Linked DNA regions of Homo sapiens: region 2 is linked to region 1. The links are chromatin contacts, found by Hi-C or POLR2A ChIA-PET in ENCODE. All regions are on one chromosome and are shown on one strand. Each heading gives the region's core, a stretch centred on a gene start or an enhancer-like site at or near the end of the contact. The rest is flanking DNA. Distances are from core to core; before and after follow the strand shown. Region 1 overlaps NKAIN1 (sodium/potassium transporting ATPase interacting 1). Region 2 overlaps LOC124904579 (UPF0764 protein C16orf89-like).

What was found. Hi-C counts contacts between places; a loop is a spot of excess contacts on that map. ChIA-PET counts read pairs that join two places held with the same protein, here RNA polymerase II (POLR2A).
Region 2: a map of breast epithelium shows a loop between it and region 1 (12-fold over the local background). The contact joins two enhancer-like sites. A Hi-C loop is called at or near these places in 1 of 168 maps with a recorded cell type or tissue (breast epithelium). POLR2A ChIA-PET finds 5 or more read pairs at or near these places in 5 of 52 experiments (A549, HepG2, Panc1 and 2 more).

What each region holds. Positions count from the first base shown.
Region 1 is chr1:31,180,004-31,185,695 of GRCh38, forward strand. NKAIN1 (sodium/potassium transporting ATPase interacting 1) reads right to left here. Exons shown (of 7, transcript NM_024522.3): 3 at 5,244-5,324; 4 at 3,814-4,011; 5 at 2,527-2,587; 6 at 1,857-1,938; 7 at 1-1,709. The coding sequence ends at 1,700. Among named protein-coding and RNA genes, the nearest start is that of NKAIN1, 57 kb to the right of the region's middle. RefSeq lists a silencer at 1,611-1,860 and an enhancer at 3,979-4,273. Within about 2 kb of position 1,773, at least 2 of the 41 ENCODE cell types and tissues checked have a DNase peak (open chromatin) inside an H3K27ac peak, as active enhancers do.
Region 2 is chr1:31,107,878-31,112,850 of GRCh38, forward strand. It overlaps LOC124904579 (UPF0764 protein C16orf89-like), which reads left to right. Exons shown (of 4, transcript XM_047439474.1): 4 at 90-116. The coding sequence ends at 116. It also overlaps the pseudogene RPL21P22. Among named protein-coding and RNA genes, the nearest start is that of PUM1, 45 kb to the left of the region's middle. RefSeq lists enhancers at 2,837-3,778, 4,721-4,973. Within about 2 kb of position 3,579, at least 3 of the 41 ENCODE cell types and tissues checked have a DNase peak (open chromatin) inside an H3K27ac peak, as active enhancers do.

The DNA of each region.
Region 1 (5,692 bases), core at 523-3,022:
CCTCTCAAGCTGTACCCACCAGCTGGGAGCTCCATGCCTGTGGGGGCCAGAGGAACTCCTGGGCCTGGCTGCTTGCATTTGGGATGGTGGGGTGGGGTTGCCAGCCTTGCTCAGGATATTTTGGCCTTAGAGAGTAGGGAATGATAGATTGGAGGGTAGTGGGAGAGGAGCGGAATGGTCACCACAGACAGGCTCAGGTGTGCAAACCATCTGCACCATCTGGGTGCCCCCCAGTTCCTCCATGTCTCCTGCCCTCCTTTCTAACCCAGGGCCATGCCTCTTTCACAGATGAAATGCTGAGACCTGATCCTCTCTCTATGGACGCACCAGGCAGTGCGTGGGATGCAGCGTCCTCAGGAGTGTCTGTGGAGGGAGGTGGGGAAAGTGTTCTCACCTCTACTTGCCCCCAAGGAAGGGTGAGGGTGCTGGCAATCCCGACTCCCCGACTACTCACACCCCCATCTGCCCCTTCAGAACTCCTTCTGGGCTTGTTAGAGGAGGCTTCTGGCCATTGGATTGGTTGTAAATGCTGGTGATCTGTAAACACTGGAGTCTGGGCAGCGCTGACCAGCATTGCTCCTCTCTGAAACCACAAGCCTTCCAACTGGTGAGGTGGATGGAGCCGTCAGGGGTGAGTGGAGTTGTGGAGGTGATGGGGATACAGTAGAACCAGCCTCAGGGACCTGGAAGGGGGTGGAGTGACTGAGTTGGGGCCCCACTTTCCTGGAGGAGAGAGCTTGAAAGATTTGCCAAGGGTGGACAGAGGCTGAGTGTAGGAAGGCTTCTCTGTGGGTGGGGCTGAATTTGGGGCTTCATCCATCCAGTTCCCAATAAGAGAACGAATGGGTATATTGCTTTAAGAGAGGCATTGGCAAGTGGTGGTGGTGGTGTGTGAATATGGTGGAGACCACATAGGTCCAAGATGGAGGGGGGCTTGGAAATGGAACTCAGAGAGCAGACACTGGGTTTTACAGTCAGAAACTGCAGAAAGTACACTGTGTTCAAGGCCCACTTCCACCAAAAATCTAGCTGTGTGGCCTCAAGCAAATCACATCTCTGGGCCTCAGTTTTAATGTACTGCAAAATGAGAATTTTAATCCCAGTCTAGCTCAGGGAATTGAGTTAAATGAGAAGTCTAAAAGAGTCCATTTGCTAAGGGATTAATTACTTGAGGTGCGGAAACCGAGGCTCAGAGAGGGCAAGGGCTTTGCTAGACGTCACAGTCAGTGATGGACCTGCGATTAGAACCCAGGAATCCTGCTCCTAGTTCACAGTAGCTTTCCCCAGAGCTGGTGAGTGAGTGTGGTGGGATGGGATGGGTCTGATGTCCTGCTGTTTTTGGACAGGGGGGCAGGATGCTGGGTGAAGAGTGAAAGGGAGAGGCTGGAGAAGAGAGGAAGGCCCCAGCTCACGCCAAGGCTGAGATTAAAAACAAACAAACAAAAAACAAAAAACCCGTGGTGCCCCTCCCCCGCCCCGCCCCACTCCTCCGAAGTCCGGGCTGCGAAGAGCCAAGCTCAAATCCAAGTCCAAGTCCAAGTCCACGTCCAAGTCCGCATCTCCAGATGCAGACGCGGGGTTGGGCACAGGCTGCAGTGAGCGCGCGGGCCACCAGGGGGACACGCCTGCGCCTTGGCCCGAGCTCGCGGCAGCTGCGGTCAGCCCAGGGCGAGGCGCCGGGGTGGGCGCGGGGCAGAGGCTACCCCGACCTGCGGGAAACAAAGGCAGGTTAGGGAGAGTGGATCCCAAAAGTATGGGGGCGGAGAGACCCGGTTGCCCTGCCCACTCCTCCATCCCCTCCTTTTCGCAACCCCGACGCCCAGGCCTCCCCAAGCCAGCAGGGGGCCGTGACCCACGTGTACAGAGGCTGCAGCTGTAAATGCGACGTCTTCTGGGGCGCCTGGTATCCGTAGGAGTCAAAGCCGCCGATGAAGTCAACTGCGGAAGAGGGGCGGCGCATGTTAGGGATCGGCGGCGGGGGCGAGGAGAGGGAGACTGGGTCCTGAAGGGGAAGAATCTGAGGGCAGGACTCCCACCCTAGGAAGCGGAGCCAGAGAAGCCATGAGGAGGGGAGGGGCGAGGGTCAGACCCCGTGCAGGGCCTGGGGCGGGGCTTCGGCTGGACCCTGAGGGATGGGCCTCTGGGGGTCTGGAGGCGGCGAGGCCGGGCCAGCTGAGGGTCAGGCCCCAGTCCTTAAGGCTTGGGCCTGGGAGGCCGGGCAGTCCTATGGGAGAGAAGGCTCTCAGGGGCGGGGCTAGAGCCTCTAAACGGGACAAGACCTCTGATGGGGTGGGGCGAGATTGGGGAAAGGGGGTGCTGGGGCCAGGGACTGGGCACCTGGACGTCTGGACCCCAGCCTGGAACGGGCTGGTATGCAGAGCCTTCCATACCAGCCGCCTCTTCCCCTCGAAAGGGGCCCGTGGCCGACCCTGGGCTCCCTCCCGCCGGGGCCAGTCACAGGCCTCTGTCCAGGGTGCTGAAGGCGCAGGGCCAGATTCCCCACTTCCCCAGGGGCGCCTTACTCACAGCTGTCCTCCTCCTCCAGGAACACTTTGCTCACGTAGCAGGCGAACACGAAGCCGAACAGCTGGGAGTGGAGATGACACGTCAGGGAGGAAGGAGGAGTGGGAACCTCTTCCTCCGCCCCCTGCCGGGCCCTGTACGCTCTGACTGGCAAGGGAGGAGGCATGCCAGGATGAAGGCAAACCGTAACAACTTCCAATTAAATGTTTTCACCTTAAAGTCAAACATACATGGTCTAACTCTTCTGAAAGTGTAACTTGAGACAAGTAATCATTTTACCTCTTTGAGCCTCAGTTTTCCCACTTGGACTTGGGCAATACCTTATGGCTTGTTAAGAAGAAAGAGGATTATGTGACTTTGTGGGTACAAAGTGCCTAGGACAGGGCTGGCCCTTCTAGAAACAGGAACTACTCCTATCTTGGAGTTTCTTTCTTTCTTTTTTTTTTCTTCCCTTCCCTTCCCTTCCTTTCCTTCTTTCTTTCAGACAGGGTCTCACTCTGTCACCCAGGCTGTAGTGCAGTGCTGCAATCATGGCTCACTTCAGCTTCAACCTCCTGGGCTCAAGTGATCCTCCTGCCTCAACCTCTCAAGTAGCTGGGTCCACAGGCATGAGGCATCACGCCCACTGGGGTCACTTTCTTATTCTCACAACTCTGAGGCTGGTATTGTCATTCTTTTTTGTGAATAAGGAAACAAGCTCCGAGAAGGCAGGTGACTTGTCCAAAGTCACATAGTGGGTGTATTGAGCACTTAAACCCAGGATTGATTCATAGTCTGATGCCTCATCCTACTCACTAAACCTGTTCACTCTGCACAGGGGCTGGGGCAGCGGTGAGGGAAGACGGTACAGGATATGGAAACAGATCCAGACAAAAGGACAGACAGGCGGAAGACCTAGGTTCATTCCCTCTTTTTTTTTTTTTTTTTTTTTTTTTTTTTTTTATGGAGTTTCGCTCTTGTTGCCCAGGCTAGAGTACAATGGTGCAATCTTGGCTCACCGCAACCTCCACCTCCTGGGTTCAAGCAATTCTCCTCCCTCAGCCTCCTGAGTAGCTGGGATTACAGGCATGTGCCACTATGCCTGGCTAATTTTGTATTTTTAGTAGAGACGGGGTTTCTCCATGTTGGTCAGTCTGGTCTTGAACTCCTGACCTCAGGTGATCCACCAGCCATGGCCTCCCAAAGTGCTGGGATTGCAGGCGTGAGCCACTGCGCCCAACCCATCCCCTCAACCAGAGCTAAAGAAAGGGATCGGGAAGTGTGTGTAGGGTGGGGGACAGAAGGACTTACTGCCAGGAAGATCTGCAGGGCGCTGCTGAGGGCTTCAATGTAGGGGTAGTCAAGCAGGCAGCCAGTGACAGAGATGACATGGTGGTCCTCCAGAGCCAGGCGGGAGTTCAGAACAGGTGTCACCAGGCAGCCTGGCCCATTCTCCATCCACCAGGAGCGGTGCAGGGATGTGTTGAAGGTCATGATGAAGTCCCGGTCCTGGGGGCAAAGGGGCCTGGGATACTGAGTGTGAGGGAGAGGGAGGGGGGAGCTACTCCCCCAGCCCAGGAAGACTATATTGATCGGTGAAGGGATTCAGGGAGCCTGCACCTGCAAGTCCATATTTGACCAACAGGTGGCACTTAATGACCACACAGGCCTCACTCTTTTGTCACTGAGATGGGAAGGGGTTTGTGTGGACTCACAGGGGCCTCAGAATTTTCAGAGCTGGAAGGAACATTAACAATTTCCCAGCCACAGGTGAAATCCTCAGTACCAGCCCCTTAACAGCCCATTCAGTATCTCCACTGCTCCCCCTGTGTGCGACCCTGGGCGAACCTCTCCTTTGGGGCCTTGGTCTCCACATTTGTTAAATGGAGAAGGGGCTGGCCTAGATCAGAAGTTCTTACCCAGGGTGTGTACCCATGTGCCCATCCATGCAGTCACTCATTCAACAGATAAATACTCACTGCCTGCCGACCAGGGGCCAAGCACTCAGATGTGTGACCTTATTTTATCCCCTCAGCAACCACATGAAGTTGCAGTTGCTCTTATGTCCACTTACTAGATGAGGAAACTGGGGCTCAGAGAGGATCAGCCACTTGCCCAGGGTAATACAGCTAGAAGGTTTTAGAGCTGGGATTTGAATCTAGCAGGGTCAAACTACAAAGCCAATGCTCTTAAATTCACATATTTTGCCTCTTTTATATCTAAAAATAGAAGTTGTGTCTCTCTGGGCTTGCTCTTATTCAAGCGAAACAGTCCTACTTTCTTGGTCTGCTCAATCTTCCCTGAACAAACTCTAACTAGTCTCTTTCCCTTCTGAAAAATATTGATCAGAATTAACCCAAATCTTTGTGGTCTAAGCACTACAAAGCGCATGGCATTTTCACCTCCCTTGCTCTGAATACTCTACCTCTATTAGCGGGGCCTAAGAGTAGCTTTCTGGGCTCCCACATACTGTTGGTTTTTACTGAGCTTGTGATCAACTGGGACCCCTGGCTCATCTTCACATGGACTGCTCTTCAGCCTTATCTGCTCCATCATTGTGTTTGAGGAAGCCAGAAATAAATTGTGTAAGTAGGAAATGGGGCACACAGATTATTTGGGCATGTAAGGAGAGAGAGACTTCTTCGAGACATGATGCTCTGGTCCTATACCACAGTACCCTTAGGGCAGGGGATGGGAATGGTCAGGCTCTGCCCTATGGCACTGCCAGGTCTGAGGCTTACCTGGGACAGCTGTCCAACCTCCAAGTAGAAGCAGATGATAAATGCATTCCAGCCAACCCAGAGCACCAGCCAGGCTGCATACTGGGGAAAGCAGAGGTGGGATCAGGGTGGGGCCTGGGGAGTGGGGGATGGGGAGTGTCAATGGAGACAGAGCTCAGGGATGAGGAGATCTGGGCAGGGGAAATTATGAGAATACCTCACTCAGAGAGCACAGTGTAGCTTACAAATCATTTACACACCCATCAGGCCTTACAACAGCCCTGCAAGGTCAGCACTGCCCTCTTTTAGAGAGAACTAACTTAAAACTGAAAGGAAGTTTAAGGTTTCTAAGATCACACAGCTAGGAGGAGGTAGGGCTGCCACTCAAATCAAGTTCTCTGATAGCTAATCCCATCCACTGTGCTAACAACATCCTCTAGACCAGCTGTCTCTAGAATACTGGAATCATT
Region 2 (4,973 bases), core at 2,329-4,828, 70 kb before region 1:
TATATACTTAAAATGGTGACTGGGGAAAACAAACAAAAGAAATATATACAAATGCCATGTCCTGCGTTTGCATGAGGTTTGTTTCACAGCAAAGTAGTTACGCTTGCAAACTCTAAACTCCTGGGATCAGACATTTGGGCTGAATTGTATTTGCTTATTATAATAGCATTTCTCACTATTTACCAACCTCCATTTTCATTTCCTTTTTTTTTTTCTTTTTAACAGCCCAGAGGTCTTTTTTTTTTTCTTTTTCTTTTTAACACCTATTATGCCATGAATTCATGGGGAATAGGTTCCAGCAGCTCAGGCTCCTTCCCACTGGTTCTCACAAAGTGCGTTTCTCTGGGTGGAACAGGCTGGCGCTTCAGTCGAACCCAGGTACCTTTCTCTTTGGCTTCTTTCTTTTTCTGATCATTTTCCTTCATGCACTTCAGGAAGCTATCCTGACTCTTAGAATGCTTAATATGCTCAATACGCACATCAATTCTCCGGCAAGAATCTTGCCCTTAACTTGTTTGTTTACAACAATGCCAACAGGACGCTGAGGAACATTGTAGACTCTTCCAGTTTAGACATGGTAACACTGTGGGGCATTCCTTTTTGAACAGTGCCCATTCCCTTGATGTCTACAATATCACCTTTCTTATAGGTTTGCATATATGGGGCCAAAGGAACAACTCCATGTTTTCTCAAAGGCCTAGAGAACATATATCGGATGCCTCTCCTCTTTCCCTTTGTGTTCATCATTTTGGCAAATTACTGGAAGACGGCAGTTCTGGCCAAAAGACTCTATTTTCATTTCTCACCAATCTCTATTTTCATCTGTATATTTTTCATCTGTACATATTTTTCTTCTCATTTCTACTAAGCCTGTTTCAACTTTGAGCATTTTCCATGAGCAAAATTATTCTACAGCGCTTTACATTCATAATCCCAGCATTTTGGGAGGCTGAGGCGGGCAGATTACCTGAGGTCAGGAGTTCGAGACAAGCCTGACCACTATGGTGAAACCCGTCTCTACTAAAAATACAAAAATGCGTGGTGGCGGGTGCCTGTAATCCCAGCTACTCAGGAGGCTGAGGCAGGAGAATTGCTTGAACCCAGGAGACAGAAGTTGCAGTGAGCGGAGATTGCGCCACTCAACTCCAGCCTGGGTGACAGAGCAAGACTCCTTCTTGGGGAAAAAAAAAGAAAAAGAAATTGGACTTTTAAACTGAACACTCTTCCTTTCCTTTGCTTTGCTTTGCTTTCCTTTCTTTCTTTCCTTTCCTTCCCTTCCTCCTTCTCTTCCCTCCTTCCTTCTATTTCTTCCTTCTATTTGTTCTTTCTTTCACAGATTTATTGAGCTATAACTCACATTCATATAATTCACATATCTGAAGTGTACAGTTCATTGTTTTTTGGTATACTTGGAGTTGTGCAACCATCACCACAATCAAGTTCAGCATAATTTTTTTTTTTTTTGGGATGGAGTTTCGCTCTTGTTGCCCAGGCTGGAGAGCAATGGCTCGATCTCGGCTCACCACAAGCTCTGCCTCCCGGGTTCAAGTGATTCTCCTGCCTCAGCCTCCTGAGTGGCTGGGATTACTACAGGCATGCGCCACCACACCCAGCTAATTTTGTATTTTTAGTAGAGATGGGGTTTCTCCGTGTTGGCCAGACTGGTCTCAAACTCCTACCCTCAGGTGATCCACCCGCCTTGGCCTCCCAAAGTGCTGGGATTACAGGCGTGAGCCACCATGCCTGGCCTTTTTTCCAGTCTTTTAGATATTATCATGAACACTACATTTAAAAACATTTGTGCACAAGTTTTTGTATGGACGTATGTCTTTAATTCTCTTCAGCATATTCTTAGGAGTGGAACTACTGGGTCACGTGGTAACTCTATGTTTAACATTTTGAGGAAATGCTCAACTGTTTTCCAAAGTTGCTGCATCTGTTTTTTTTGTTTGTTTGTTTGTTTGTTTTTTTGGACTGGGTCTCACTCTGTCACCCAGGCTGGAGTGCAGTGGTGCAATCATGGGTCACTGCAGTCTCCACCTCCCAGGCTCAAGGGATCCTCCCACTTAAGCCTCCTGAGTAGCTGGGACCACAGGCATGCACCACCACACCCAGCTAATTTTTGTGTTTTGTGTAGAGATGGGGTTTTGCCATGTCACCCAGGTTGGTCTTGAACTCCTGGACTAAAGCGATCTGCCTGCATCAGCCTCCCAAAGTGCTGGAATTATAGGCATGAGTCACTGCACCCAGGCTAGCTGCATAAGTTTCTTTATTTATTTTTGAAATGGAGTCTCACTCTGTCCCCCAGGCTGGAGTACAGTGGCACTCTGCAACCTCTTGGCTTGCTGCAACCTCTGCCTCCCAGGTTCAAGTGATTCTCCTGCCTCAGCCTCCCGAATAGCTGGGATTACAGGTGCCCACCACCACATCCAGCTAATTTTTGTATTTTTAGTAGATATGGGGTTTCACCATGTTGGCCAGGCTGGTCTTGAACTCCTGACCTCAGGTGATCTGCCTGCCTCGGCCTCCCAAAGTGCTGGGCTTACAGGCATGAGCCCCCGCTCCCAGCCAGCAGTTACTCAATTCTAATGATGTAGTGCGGAAGCAGCCATAGACAATATAGAATGAGTGAGGTGTGACTGTTTCAATAAAACCTTATATATAAAATTAGAGTGAGCAGATTTGGCCCATAGGCCATAGTTTACTGATCCTTCCAGTAGTCTGTTGTAATATGTCAAACTGGACACATCTTTAATAGCTGAAAGAGACTGAGAAGTTATGGAATCTGATCTACATGTCATTAAAGACTCTATTACCGTCTGCGGCCATACCACCCAGAACGCACCCAATCTCGTCTGACCTCAGAAGACTCTACTACCCGGGGTAAAGGGAAAAGATGGAAGAAATATGTAATTACCGTGTTTGTTTCACCAGCAATAACAGTGAAATGGGATAAGTGCTGTGATAACTCATTCTATGAGTGCCTTAACCTAGTTCAGGGTGGGGACAGAAATATGAGGGGAGAGGAGAGTGATGCGGAGGCTGAGGTCTGAAGGGTGAATGGGAGCTGGTGGTAGGAACAGGAGAGTGTTCAGGTGAAGAAAACCGGTGGCAAGAACAGGATTACTGTGTTGAAAGGAACTGAGAAAACGTCAGTGTTGCTGGAGCCCACAGTGTGTGAGGTGAGTTCAGAGCTGTAGAGGCCAGGCGATGAGTCTCTTGTAAACCAAGTTAAGGAATTTTTACTTTGATTTTTATTCTGAGGGCAACAGAAAGCTATGAAAGGGTCGGGCACAGTGGCTCATGCCTGTAATCCCAGCCCTTTGCAAGACCAAGGCGGGCGGATCACTTGAGGTCAGGAGTTTGAGACCAGCCTGGCCACATGGCAAAACCCCGTCTTTACTAAAAATACAAAAATTAGCTGAGCATGGTGGTGTGTGCCTGTAGTCCCAGTTACTCAGGAGGCTGAGACAAGGAGAATCACTTGAACCCAGGAGGCGGAGGTTGCCATGAGCCAAGATTGCACAACTGCACTCCAGCCAAGATTGCGCAACTGCATTCCAGCCTGGGCGGCAGAGTAAGACTCTGCCTCAAACAAAAGAGAAAAGAGAAAAGAAAGAAAGCTGTGAAAGGACTTGGGGTTTTAAGAGCTGTGTTTCAAAAGGATGACTCTGGCTAGGCAGACGCACTCACCTATAAAATGGAAATAATACCTACTTCCCAGTGTTGCTGTGGCAATGAAATAAATATGAGCACAATGGCTCATAGTAAATACACAGTAGAATTGTCATCAGAAGCAGTAGTAGGAAAAGTGACCCATAAATCAGATTTTGATTAGACACCTAAGAGAGTAAATCAGAAGTAACAACTGTGGCTGGGCACGGTGGCTCACACCTGTAATCCCAGCACCTTAGGAGGTCAAGGCAGGCAGGTCGCTTGAGGCCAGGAGTTCGAGACCAGACTTGAGCCCAGGAGTTTAAGACCAGCCTGGGCAACATGGCAAAACCCCATCTTTACAAAAAAAAAAAATTACAAAAATGAGCCGAGTGTGGTTGTCTATTCCTGTGGTCCCAGCTCCTCAGGAGGCTGAGGTGGGAGGAACGCTTGAACCTGGGAGGGAGAGGTTCCAGTGACCCAAGATTGTGCCATTGCATTTCAGCTGGGTGACAGTTTGGGACCCTGTCTCAAATAAATAAATAAATAAATATAAAAATGAGATACCTACACCTAAAAGAAGCAGAGGAGGCAATTCATTCACCAGTGAACTAGAGGTGTTTTTTTTTTTTTTTTTTTGAAACGGAGTTTGGCTCTCGTCGCTCGTCGTCCAGGTTGGAGTGTAATGGCACAATCTTGGCTCACTGCAACCTCGCCCTCCCGGGTTCAAGCGATTCTCCTGCCTCAGCCTCACAAGTTGCTGGGATTACAGGGCCTGCACCACCACGCCCGGCTAATTTGTGTGTATTTTTAGTAGAGACGAGGTTTCGCCATGCTGGTCAGGCTGGTCTCAAACTCCTGACGTCAGGTGATCCACCCCTCCTTGGCCTCCCAAAGTGCGGGGATAATAGGCATGAGCCACCACGCCCAGCTGAACTAGAGGTTTTAACAAATGTCCCGGTGACGGAAACTGAATGGGTAAAAGTTAATAATGAACCATATTGGAGAAAGCGACAAATTAGAAAATGGGGGGGTGGGAAGGACGTTGGAAAAGAGAGTCTCCTTTAATGGTAAAATTCTAGAGAAGTTTCTGACTGGGAAATGAGAATTGAGATAAAGAGTTGAAGTAATAAATGGGCTGTAAATCTAAGTGTTAATTGAATGCTCCACTCAAACAACCCTCCACCACACAGCACAGCAGACTAGAACGGGAGGGTTCTTTTCTAAAGAAATTGACCTTGTCAGGCAGTGGGGTGGGGGAGAGAAACTAAACACTCTCTGAAGATAATGAAGACAGTTGAAGCGGGAGCTACCGTCCC